2 separate regions of the Homo sapiens genome follow, and region 1 is linked to region 2. A link is a contact called in ENCODE Hi-C or POLR2A ChIA-PET data. All regions are on one chromosome and are shown on one strand. The core of a region is the stretch at or near the end of the contact, and the rest is flanking DNA. Distances in the headings are between cores, read along the strand shown.

Region 1 (5,437 bases), core at 1,699-4,198, 460 kb after region 2:
CCAGCACTTTGGGAGGCTGAGGAGGACAGATTGCTTGAGCTCAGAAGTTTGAGACAAGCCTGGGCAACATGGCAAGACCCAATCTCTACTAAAAATACAAAAATTAGCTGGGCATGGTGGCAAGAGCCTGTAGTCCCAGCTACTCAGGAGGCTGAGGTGAGAGGCTCGTTTGAATCTGGGAGGTTGAGGCTGCAGTGAACCGAGATCACACCACTGCACTCCAGCCTGGGTGACACAGCGAGACCCTGTCTCAAAAATAATAATAAAGCCGGGTGCGGTGGCTCATGCTTGTAATCCCAGCACTTTGGGAAGCCGAGGTGGGCGGATCACCTGAGGTCAGGAGTTCAAGACCAGCCTGGCCAACATGGTAAAACCCCATCTATACTAAAAATACAAGAAATTAGCCAGGCGTGGTGGCGGGCGCCTGTAATCCCAGCTACTTGGGAGTCTGAGGCAGGAGAATCCCTTGAACCTGCGAGGCAGAGGTTGCAGTGAGCCGAGATCTCACCACTGCACTCCAAGAGCAACAAGAGCAAAGCTCTGTCTCAAATAATAATAAATAATAATAATAATTTTTAAAACGTTCTAGTTTTGATATTTCACTGTAGTTTTGCCAGATGTTACCACTGGGGGAACCTGAGTATGGGATACACGGGATTTCTCTGTATTATTTGTTACAATTGCATGTGAATCTGCAATTATTTCAAAATAATGATAATAATTTAAAAGTTTAGTTTAAAAAAATTAACCTGGAGAGCTCGCCCCTTCCTTTGGGTGCCCAGTCCAGGTCCTCCATGCCCTCCATGCCCTCCATGCTCTCCCTCCCTCTCTGTTCTGTAGGTCACCAGTGATAGTGAACTGGAATCCATGACTGACAAGATGCTGGTGAGAGGGCACGCTTACTCTGTGACTGGCCTTCAGGATGTGAGTCCTGAGAAATGCGCCCTACCCTGAGGACCCTGAGAAGGAGGAGAACGTCTCCCTGACCCCATAACTCTGACCTTTAACCACCCCCGCCCACCCAGGTCCACTACAGAGGCAAAATGGAAACACTGATTCGGGTCCGGAATCCCTGGGGCCGGATTGAGTGGAATGGAGCTTGGAGTGACAGGTAGGTGTCCCCAACCCAGGTGAGGGGTGGTCGGAGGATACAGCAGGCGGTGCCAGGTGGACCGACTGGTGTCCCATCTAGGAGAACAACCTGTACAACAGGGCAAAGCTCCTCCCTCTAGATTCTCCATCTAGCTCCGCACCCCAGCAGGCAGACATTCAGGGAAGAGGCAGTCCCCTGGAGAGGAAGGAGGTGCCACATGACCTCCGCCCCTCTCCTTCCACCGCCCATCTCTGCTCCAGTGCCAGGGAGTGGGAAGAGGTGGCCTCAGACATCCAGATGCAGCTGCTGCACAAGACGGAGGACGGGGAGTTCTGGTCAGTGTGGCTTGGGGTGGGCTTCTTACCACCACCCTAGGCCCTGGTCCTTCATCTCCCTGCTCCGCTCCTCTCTGTGCCTTGGATGGGGAGGCTTGGGGTGGTTGTGGGGGGTGGTTCAGGGAGAGGGAACTGAGGATGCAAGTGTGCTGCTGACGGGCTCCACCCCCACCCCACCACAGGATGTCCTACCAAGATTTCCTGAACAACTTCACGCTCCTGGAGATCTGCAACCTCACGCCTGATACACTCTCTGGGGACTACAAGAGCTACTGGCACACCACCTTCTACGAGGGCAGCTGGCGCAGAGGCAGCTCCGCAGGGGGCTGCAGGAACCACCCTGGTGGGTGAGGGGTGAGAGGGGAGGGGGTGTGCAGGGAGTGAAGGATGGGCCACGGCTCACCACGAAACCAGACCTGGGGCACGAGTCACCGGAGTCAGGGTCCATGAGGTCAAGGGTTAGTCAGATTTCACAGCCCCTGTGGAGGAGACAGCTCCAGTGTGGCTGGGGAAGCTCGGTCCACCCTGGGAAGGGCGTGGCCAAGGGAAGCCCCCGTATAACCACGCTGACCCACTTCCGCCACAGGCACGTTCTGGACCAACCCCCAGTTTAAGATCTCTCTTCCTGAGGGGGATGACCCAGAGGATGACGCAGAGGGCAATGTTGTGGTCTGCACCTGCCTGGTGGCCCTAATGCAGAAGAACTGGCGGCATGCACGGCAGCAGGGAGCCCAGCTGCAGACCATTGGCTTTGTCCTCTACGCGGTGGGTGCCTGGCTGGTCTCGCCCGCCACTCACTCTCCCTCACCTGACCTCACTCCTTTCTTTCTTTCTTTCTTTTTTTTTTTTCGAGACAGAGTCTCACTCTGTTGCCCAGGCTGGAGTGCAGTGGCACAATCTCCATTCACTGCAACCTCAGCCTCCCCAGTTCAAGTGATTCTCGTGCCTCAGCCTTCCCAGTAGCTGGATTACAGACGTGCACCACCATGCCCAGCTAATTTTTGTATTTTTAGTAGAGACGGGGTTTCACCATGTTGGCTAGGCTGGTCTGGAACTCATGACCTCAGGTAATCTGCCTGTCTCGGCCTCCCAAAGTGTTGGAATTACAGGTGTGAGCCACCACACCCGGCTGCCTGGCCTCACTCCTTTCTCCCCAGGGCCACTTCCTGCCTGGGAGAGGGACAGGCTCCAACAGGCTTCACAGCCCTGATTTTTTTTTTAAGACAGGAGCTCAATCTGTTGCCCAGGTTGGAATGCAGTGGCGTGATTACGGCTCACAGCGGCCCTGACCTCCCAGGCTCAAGCAATCCTTCCACCTCAGCCTCCTGACTAGCTAGGACTACAGGCAATTGTCCTGCTAGTTTTTTAAAATTTTTCGTAAGATAGGGTCTCACTATGTTGCCCAGGCTGAGCCCTGACTCTTGAATGGTGCTTTGTGCCTTTCAAGCCAGAGCCGGCAGTTTTCTCTTCACAGATTTCATCCTTTGTGCCAGGCATTGTTCCAAAGGTCTTAGGAATACTAACTACTAATGCCTTTAAGGAAGCGGAAGGAGCCTGCGGGCCAGAGACATGAAGTCACTTGCCCAAGCTCACACATCCAAGGGTCAGAGGCCAAGCCTGTGTCCTGATTCCCAGGCGCTCTGAGACTTCTCCACACGCCCCGCCCGACAATCCATCCCCCTTGTCTGCCCCACCAGCAGTACTCACTCCAGGAGCCAAGAGAAAGCCCTGATAAGCATTTCCCAAGCCAAACCATGCTTTGCAAAATTCTCCACATTCTCCAAAAGAATGTTGTTCATTCACTTGCATTCCCTTATATAAGCAAGTATTTATGGAGCATCTACTGTGTGCCAGGCCCCTGTCCAGTCTCCAGGGGTTCAATAGTGAGCAAAACAGACACAAGCCTTGCCCTACTCTTAGGGCCATTAGTCCACCAGGCTAACAGACTGGTGCCTCAGGATAACATTTTTGCTGGGGGAGGTGGCTCATGCCTATTATCCCAGCACTTTGAGAGGCCGAGGTGGGAGGATCACTTGGAGGATGCCCAAAGAATTTAACACCAGCCTGGGCAACACAGCAAGACCCTGTCTCGATTAAAAAAAAAAAAAAAAAAAAAAATTAGCCGGGCATGGTGGCACACACCTGTGGTCCCAGCTACTCGAGAAGCTGAGGTGAGAGGATCACTTGAGCTCAGGAGGTCGAAGCTGCGGCAAGCCATGATCGCACCACTGCTCTTCAGCCTGGGCGCAGAGTGAGACCCTGTCTCAAAGACATCTTCAAGGTTAAAAAAGCTCAGGAAAGACTACTGCAGCCTGAGCTCTCCGGTGCACACAAGCACACTGAGGTGCTGATAAGCCACCTCTGCAATAGAGCAACCTGTTTAACTTGGTTTAACTCACATTTTTACAAACTTATTTGTCCTCGATCCTCAATTTTAGTAATCTTCTATTCACTTCCTGCAGGATATGAGTGTTCCACGGAAAAGCAAAACACTGTCCTAGATTTTTATCCTAACTCTTTCACTTTTCAGCCATCTGAGGTTGGACAAATCACCTCACATCTTTGGGATTCTGTTTCCTTCCCTTAACCTGGAATGATAAAAATCTACCTTGCATAAACTGTACTTTCCTATCCAAAGCTGAAGGAATTTTTTTTTTTTTTTTGAGACAGGGTCTCACTCTATTGCCCAGGCTGGAGGGCAGTGACATGATCGTGACTCACTGCAGCCTTGACCTCCAGCTCAAGCAATCCTCCCACCTCTGCAGCAGAGGGATTGTTAATGCCAGGACCTTTGAACTGTCAGAGCCCGTGCCCCACTCCACCACCAGTATCCCAGTGCCCTTAATACCCCTCCAACAACACACACACACAGACACACACTATACACATCCCACTTGGCTTCTGAAGGCCTGAGGCCCTTCACCACCCTAGAGATCTGACTCTCCTCTTTCTTCCCTTCCCAGGTCCCAAAAGAGGTACAGAAGATAAAGATGTGGGGCTTGTTCCTGGACACATACCCACTCCACCCCTGGCTGCAAGTGGATTGGCAAAGGGTGGAATTTGGCGAGAGGCTCTGGGGGTCACTGGGTTAGGATTCCAGCCCTCTTCAGGGCTGGTAGGGGTCGGGAAAGGAAGAGACCCTGTTGGAGTTGCGGGCCACTTAGATGGTGTCCAGGCCAGGTCAGTTGGTGGTGGCACCTACCTCCAACCCTGCCCGGCCAGGCTGTTCACCCTGGGGGACCCTCCCTCCCTAACCTCCCATGCCAGTCCTGTACCCACTTCCAGGATGCATATAGTTTCAGAACATTCAGGATGTCCACTTGAAGAAGGAATTCTTCACGAAGTATCAGGACCACGGCTTCTCAGAGATCTTCACCAACTCACGGGAGGTGAGCAGCCAACTCCGGCTGCCTCCGGGGGAATATATCATTATTCCCTCCACCTTTGAGCCACACAGAGATGCTGACTTCCTGCTTCGGGTCTTCACCGAGAAGCACAGCGAGTCATGGTAAGGGGCTGCAGCTCACTGCTCCAAGGCCCGCCACCCAAGAGCTGCAGGATATCAAGCTCAGGGAGCTGCTGTCGGGTCCTCCCTCACTTTGTCCCTATTTTACAGTCAGGGAAACTGAGGCATGAGAAGGTGAAGTCCCAGTTAGTGGCAGAACCAGAACTAGAACTAGAACCCATATTCCATGGAGCTGCCCTATATTGCTTCAAAGACATGACATGACCCCCAGAGCACCCCACTAAAACCCCCACCTCCCTCCCCCTGGTAACTCTTGAGCTTTCAATCATTTTGCCCAGGGAATTGGATGAAGTCAACTATGCTGAGCAACTCCAAGAGGTGAGGGGAGACTGTAGGGCTGGGGGTTGGAAGGAAGCTCCTGGGCCTGTGAAAGAAGTTTTCTGACCAGGTCCCTTTCCTGCTCCCCGGCCCCCAGGAAAAGGTCTCTGAGGATGACATGGACCAGGACTTCCTACATTTGTTTAAGATAGTGGCAGGAGAGGT
Region 2 (5,849 bases), core at 271-2,770:
GAATGGAGGCTAGGAGCATGTGGGATGTGATTTCATTGCTCCAGAGGGACTAGAGCTTGTCGGGCAACAGGAAGGGGAATGACTTGTGAAAGGGGGTGTAGGGGCCACCCAATTGCAGGTGACGGAACAGCCCCTTGGGTTAGGGCTCAGCAGCTGTTCTCTGTGTCCCAGCCAGGATAATGAGGGGGAGGCTGTCTGGTTGCCTGGGGACACAGGCCCTTTGCGCAGTAGCACCAGTAGGAGATACTAACCAGTTCTTCATTTATTAAAATTCTTCAAGTATTAAAGTCTTCTAAGGGGAAAATCCAGGATTTCCTCAGCTTTTCTCTCAGGCCCAGTCCATGGCTTGGTGTGCAGCAAGTCTTTAATAAATGTTAGCATCGGCCAGGTGCCATGGCTCACGCCTATAATCCCAGCACTTTGGGAGGTTGGGGTGGGTGGATCACCTGAGGTCAGGAGTTCAAGACCAGCCTGGCCAACGTGGTGGAACCCCATCTCTACTAAAAATACAAAAATTGGCCGGGCGCGGTGGCTCACGCCTGTAATCCCAGCACTTTGGGAGGCCGAGGCGGGTGGATCATGAGGTCAGGAGATCGAGACCATCCTGGCTAACAAGGTGAAACCCCGTCTCTACTAAAAATACAAAAAATTAGCTGGGCGCGGTGGCGGGCGCCTGTAGTCCCAGCTACTCGGAGGCTGAGGCAGGAGAATGGCGTGAACCTGGGAAGCGGAGCTTGCAGTGAGCCGAGATTGCGCCACTGCAGTCCGCAGTCTGGCCTGGGCGACAGAGCGAGACTCCGTCTCAAAAAAAAAAAAAAAAAAATTAGCTGGATGTGGTGGTGGGTGCCTGCAATCCCAGCTATTCGGGAGGCTGAGGCAGGAGAATCACTTGAACCCGGGAGGCGGAGGTTGCAGTGAGCCAAGATTATACCCCAGCACTCCAGCCTAGGCAACAAGAATGAAACTTCACCTCAAAAAAAAAAAAAAAAAAAAGTCAGGTGTGGTGGCATGCACCTGTAATCCCAGCTACTTGGGAGGCTGAGATGGGAGGATTGTTTGAGCCCAGGAGGTGAAGTTTGCATGCAGTGAGCAGATTGCACCACTGCACTCCAGCCTTGGTGACAGAGTGACATCCTGTCTCAAATCTGAAAAACAAAAAAAAAGTTAGCATCTGTTCTTCCCTCTCGATATACAAAATTGTGGTTAGATCTTATTTTCAAGAATTGCTATGAAGATTACGCGCAGTAGTATATAAGGAGGCATTTTTGCAGCAGCGACATTTAACCCCCAGGATAACTGAGTTCAGAGATGTCAGATAACCTCCTGAATGACACAGGTACTACGGGGTGGAGGGAGGTTTGGGACAATTGGAGCCAGTGGGAGCTGTCAGTGCCGGCGGTGGGGGTCTTCAGCAAGTTTAGAAAGTGAGGAGGGCAGCGCTGGGCAGAGAGGAGGGCAAGTCAAGTCTCTAGGCAGGGCATGGCTTTGACGGCAGGCCTCACAGTAAGATGGGTGTGCTGGATTCAGGATCTAGACGGTGAGATCCCAGAAAGTGAGGCAGGTAGTGGAACCAAGGGAAGACCTCTCTCGAAGCTTCTTGCCGCTCTTAGAGATGAGGGAGCGAATGTTTTTGGGCATGGACCAGACTGTATCTCCCAGAACTCTCTTGGCAGCCTTGCCAGAGGGGTGCTGTTCTCCCATTGCACAAATGAGGCTGCTTAGGCCTGGAGAGGGTAAGGACCTTGCTCAAGGTTGTACAGACTGACAGCGACGGAGTCAGGATTGTGACCCAGCTTTGCTCAACTACAAAGACTGCCCTCTTTCCACTACACCATGAGGTCACCGTGACCCCCAGGAAACAGGGGGATGGACAATATCAGATGACCTTTTAAAGATCTTTGCCAGCAGAAACATTTTCTCAGTCTCTGCTCCTTGGTCTCCCTCCACACTCACCCCTGCCTCCTCCCGCTCTCTTCCCTCCTCATTACTCAACCAGGAGTAACCCCACTGGCTATCTATCTGTGGGTTGGGGGAGGAGACCAGCAGCTGTAGTTACTCAGATTAACCCTCTGCTGCCTGCCCACCTCCCCTCCACCCCATGGATGTGTTGGTGAGGAACCCCCCTCCCCGCTCCCCTGCAGGCAGCCACTGGCTGAGGGGCACTTCCCAGAATTAGCCACTGTGAACAGCTGGCTGGGGGGCGGGGTTGAGGGGGTAGGTGGTAGAAAGGAGGCTAATAGCTTCCAGATGTGCCAAGGCACGAGAGCCTTGGGAGCTTCAGTTTCAGTGGTCTCCTGTGACTGGGATGGGTTGGCCCTCGTGTCCAGGACTCCAGAATTACTAAGGCAGCCAGGCAGATCCCGACTTTCAAGCTGCATGCAAATCTGTGTGCAGGGTAAGGTTGACCTCCAAGCTGCACCTGCAGGGGCCCCGGGAAAACCCCTGCAGCCCAGCTGCTCTCTGTGGTATTAATACTAACACCATCTACCATGTCTACACTGCCAGTAGCATAGGCAACAGAGCATGGTAGTTTCGAGTGCAGGGTTTGGATTCACAGCGCTTAGAATCAAATCTCAGCTCAATCTCTCAACCAGTTCTGGGACCCAAAGCAAACTGCTCAGCTTCCTTAGCCATGAAATAGTTTCTATTTCATAAAGTTATTATTAGTATTAAATGAGATAATCTATGCAAAGTGCTTAATGCAGTGCCTGGCACATAGGAAGTTGTTGTCATTTAGAGAATACCTACCTTATTTCAGAGGCTATGCAATTTTATCCTTGCAACCCTGGAAGTTAGCTATGAGTAGTCTTACTTTTATGAGGCTATATCAAGGCTCAGAGAGGCTAAGTTACCTGTCCAGGATCACACAGGTGTCAAGTGCAGGGTTGCAACTTGAACCCAGGCCAAATGAACCCTAAAGCCCAGGCTCATTATCCTGTGCCCCTCCCTGTGTGTGTGTGTGTGTGTGTGTGCGTGTGTGCGCATGTGTTTTACATTTTCCCATCAGTAGAAAGAGGTTGTAGGACCTGCTAGGGGCTGAGGGCATCATTTTCTGTCCTGCTTACTGAAGAGAGGCCTGACCCAGAAAAGTAGGCAACAGCTTGGGGGTTCAGAGGGGCCCTGGAAGAAGGCAAGTGCCCTGGAGGGGACACCAGGGACAGGAAATTTCAGGAACATGGAAGGAGCAGAGGACAGAATATCAGAGGTTGGGAGAAGTCCAGGTTGTCCTAGGGTGCCCTCAAAGAGTATCCAGAGCCCCCATGAGCGGATCCTCAGGAGCCACTGACTGCCCTTTCCCTGGGTGTGTTTCTTGCTTTGCCAGTTGCTGCTCCTCTTCTGCACGTCTTCTCCTTGGCTAGTGCAGGGTGGTGGAGGGTCTCCAGAATTCCCCTTTACAGGATGGGGAGGACGGGAGACCAGGGAGGAGGAGAACCAAGAGCGAAGGGGCTGGAGCCAGCCAGCAGGGAGGCCCGCCATTGGCCCAGCTCCCAGGGCCTGGGCCTGAGGACTACGGAGCTGCCTGCCCCTCACCATTCCCTCCCACTGCCCCCTAGGGCTCCTTGGCTGCTGAGCCTGCCAGATGGGCCCCCGCCAAGCCAAACAGCTGCCAGGGGGAGAGGAAGAAGCATTTCCGAGCAGAGAGGCCCCTGTAGGCTCCTGCTGAAGCCTAGAATCCCCCTTTCTCACCGCCAAGTGAAGGGGGAATCTGTGCACATGCACATAGGCATGCACGCATGGCACTGGGGAGCCCAGGCGCAGGGCCACGGGACCTGGGACATGCAGGGGCAGAGGGGTGGGGGTCTGGAAGCAGGCTTGGGCAGGGACCATGGCTGTGCCAGGTAATAGGGAGTCTGGGGAATTAAGCTTGGCTCACTCTGAGGTTGGGGAATGTAGTGGATTGAATAGAGACCCCCAAAGTTTATGCCCACCTGGAACCTGAGCATGGGACCTTATTTGGAGATAGGATCTTTGCAGAGGTAATGAAGGTGAGGATTGAGATGCGATCACGCTGGATTAGTGTGGGCCCCAAATCCAGTGAAAGCGTCCTCCTAAGAAACAAGTAAAAACACTGAGAGACGTGGTGGGGACAGCCGTGTGAAGACGCATGTGAAGGTGGTGTCAGAGACTGGAGCCCACAGCCAAGGAATGCTTTGAGCCACCAGAAGCTGGACAGGAACTTGGCCCTGCTGGCATCTCAATTTCAGACTTCTGGCCTCCAGAACTGTGAGAAAATAAATTTCTGTTGTTCTAAGCCACCAAGTTTGTGGTCATTTGTTTCGGCAGCTCTAGAAAATGAAGACAGGGAGGCATATGGAGGAGGGTTGGGGTGGGGGGAGTGGGTAGGTGGAGGCTTCATAAGAAAGCCTTGGAAAACAGGATACAAAATATTGACCATTTATCTTGCCACTATTCTGTGCCAGGCACTTTTAAAGATATTTATCTCTATCCTCACAATGACCCTGCCACAGAGAATTATGGTTTCCATTTTACAGTGAGGTTCAGACCCAAGTGAACTCCATTTAGTTAGGATTCCAACCCAGGATCCTCTGTCTCCCAAGCCTGGCCTCTGTCCACCTTCTTTCAAGGGTGGCCCCAGTAGATTCCAGGGCAGATGACACTTGCTTTCAAGTTGGAGGGGTCTCCAGGAGTCTGAGAGGGGAACATAATGATGCTCTACTGGGAAACAGGGGAAGAGGCCATTACTGCTCTGGGGGCCTGCTGTGCTGGATGCCCTAGAAAATCTCGACTCACCACGATGTTCCTGTAGGCCTCAGTGACATGGCCAACGGTTTCTTCATGGTCCTGTACCCTACAGAGGGAGGCATCCCTACTCACCTCATTCCCACTATGACAATCACATCACTCCCTCCACCACCATCGCTGTCTCCATCATTGCCACCTCCATCACCACCGCCATCACCTTCACCATCATCCCCTTCACTGTTACCATCACCACCCTGAAACTGCTATAATGGCTGTCACGACCAGTACTTCTGTGTCCATGTCACCATCTCCATCACAACCCCTCTACCCCCACTACCATCACTGCAAAATGGTGGAGAGGTGAGAGGCCGGTAAGTCACTCAGGGAAGGACAGGACAGCCGAGCAGGATTTAGCAGGGGAGGAGGAGGAGGTGGGATGTGTCTGGCTGACAGACAGGGTCCATAGTGAAGGACTGCCCTAGGTTCAGCCTTGTTGAGAGGGAGGTGAGTCTGCCTGGCTGGAGTAAACACTTGGTAGGACAGGCTGTCTTCGCGGGCGTTGGTTTGGGTGGGTGGAGGCTATTCTAGCAACACATCCTGCCCCTGCCTGGCTCACGATGGTCTCTGGGGGATGTGGATTTTGGCGGGTCCCTGGCTCGTGGCCACCTGCCTGGCCTGGCCTGGCCGTAGCAGTGAGGTCATGAGAGTGGCTGTACTGGGAGTACTGGGGAGTGGGGTGGAAAGGAGGGGCGCGCCCTGGCTGGGAGAGGAAGGCCTCTCTCCCCTGGCTGACTCTACCCATAACGATCATAACGATGAAGTAAGCACGAGCCTGGACACTCCATCTCCCCAGACTGCCCTCCCTCCGGCCTGCCCAGCTTGCCCCGGGCCTGGGTTCTGGGCGCTGCAGGCTCTCTCTGCCAAGGGCTCTGGGTTTCCCATTCCCTGGTGACATCTTGATAGTTGGATCAGCCACCTGAGGGAATACAGGGGCCAGAGGCTCTGATCTGGGTGTAGGGAGAGAATTGACTGTGGAGAAGGGCGTACTATTTCTCCACACTTCCTCCTTGTTAGACTCAATATGCCTGTGTGTGGTGTAGGGAGATGGTGGCAGAATGTTCCAGAGACTCGGGCCCCAGCCGCTC

What was found. A loop is a pair of places that touch in the nucleus more often than their neighbours do. ChIA-PET counts read pairs that join two places held with the same protein, here RNA polymerase II (POLR2A). Pooled maps may share reads with other maps.
Region 1: a loop to region 2 is called in a pooled map, with 2.9 times the contacts of the local background. The contact joins two enhancer-like sites. A Hi-C loop is called at or near these places in 3 of 50 pooled maps. POLR2A ChIA-PET finds 5 or more read pairs at or near these places in 3 of 52 experiments (H1, Panc1 and activated naive CD8-positive, alpha-beta T cell).

The regions. Positions count from the first base shown.
Region 1 is chr6:44,175,228-44,180,664 of GRCh38, forward strand. CAPN11 (calpain 11) reads left to right here. Exons shown (of 23, transcript NM_007058.4): 8 at 841-924; 9 at 1,026-1,111; 10 at 1,354-1,428; 11 at 1,611-1,771; 12 at 2,015-2,193; 13 at 4,392-4,403; 14 at 4,725-4,936; 15 at 5,233-5,272; 16 at 5,370-5,435. Among named protein-coding and RNA genes, the nearest start is that of CAPN11, 19 kb to the left of the region's middle. RefSeq lists an enhancer at 1,426-2,128. Within about 2 kb of position 2,949, at least 9 of the 41 ENCODE cell types and tissues checked have a DNase peak (open chromatin) inside an H3K27ac peak, as active enhancers do.
Region 2 is chr6:43,712,671-43,718,519 of GRCh38, forward strand. No RefSeq gene overlaps it. Among named protein-coding and RNA genes, the nearest start is that of MRPS18A, 28 kb to the left of the region's middle. Within about 2 kb of position 1,521, at least 9 of the 41 ENCODE cell types and tissues checked have a DNase peak (open chromatin) inside an H3K27ac peak, as active enhancers do.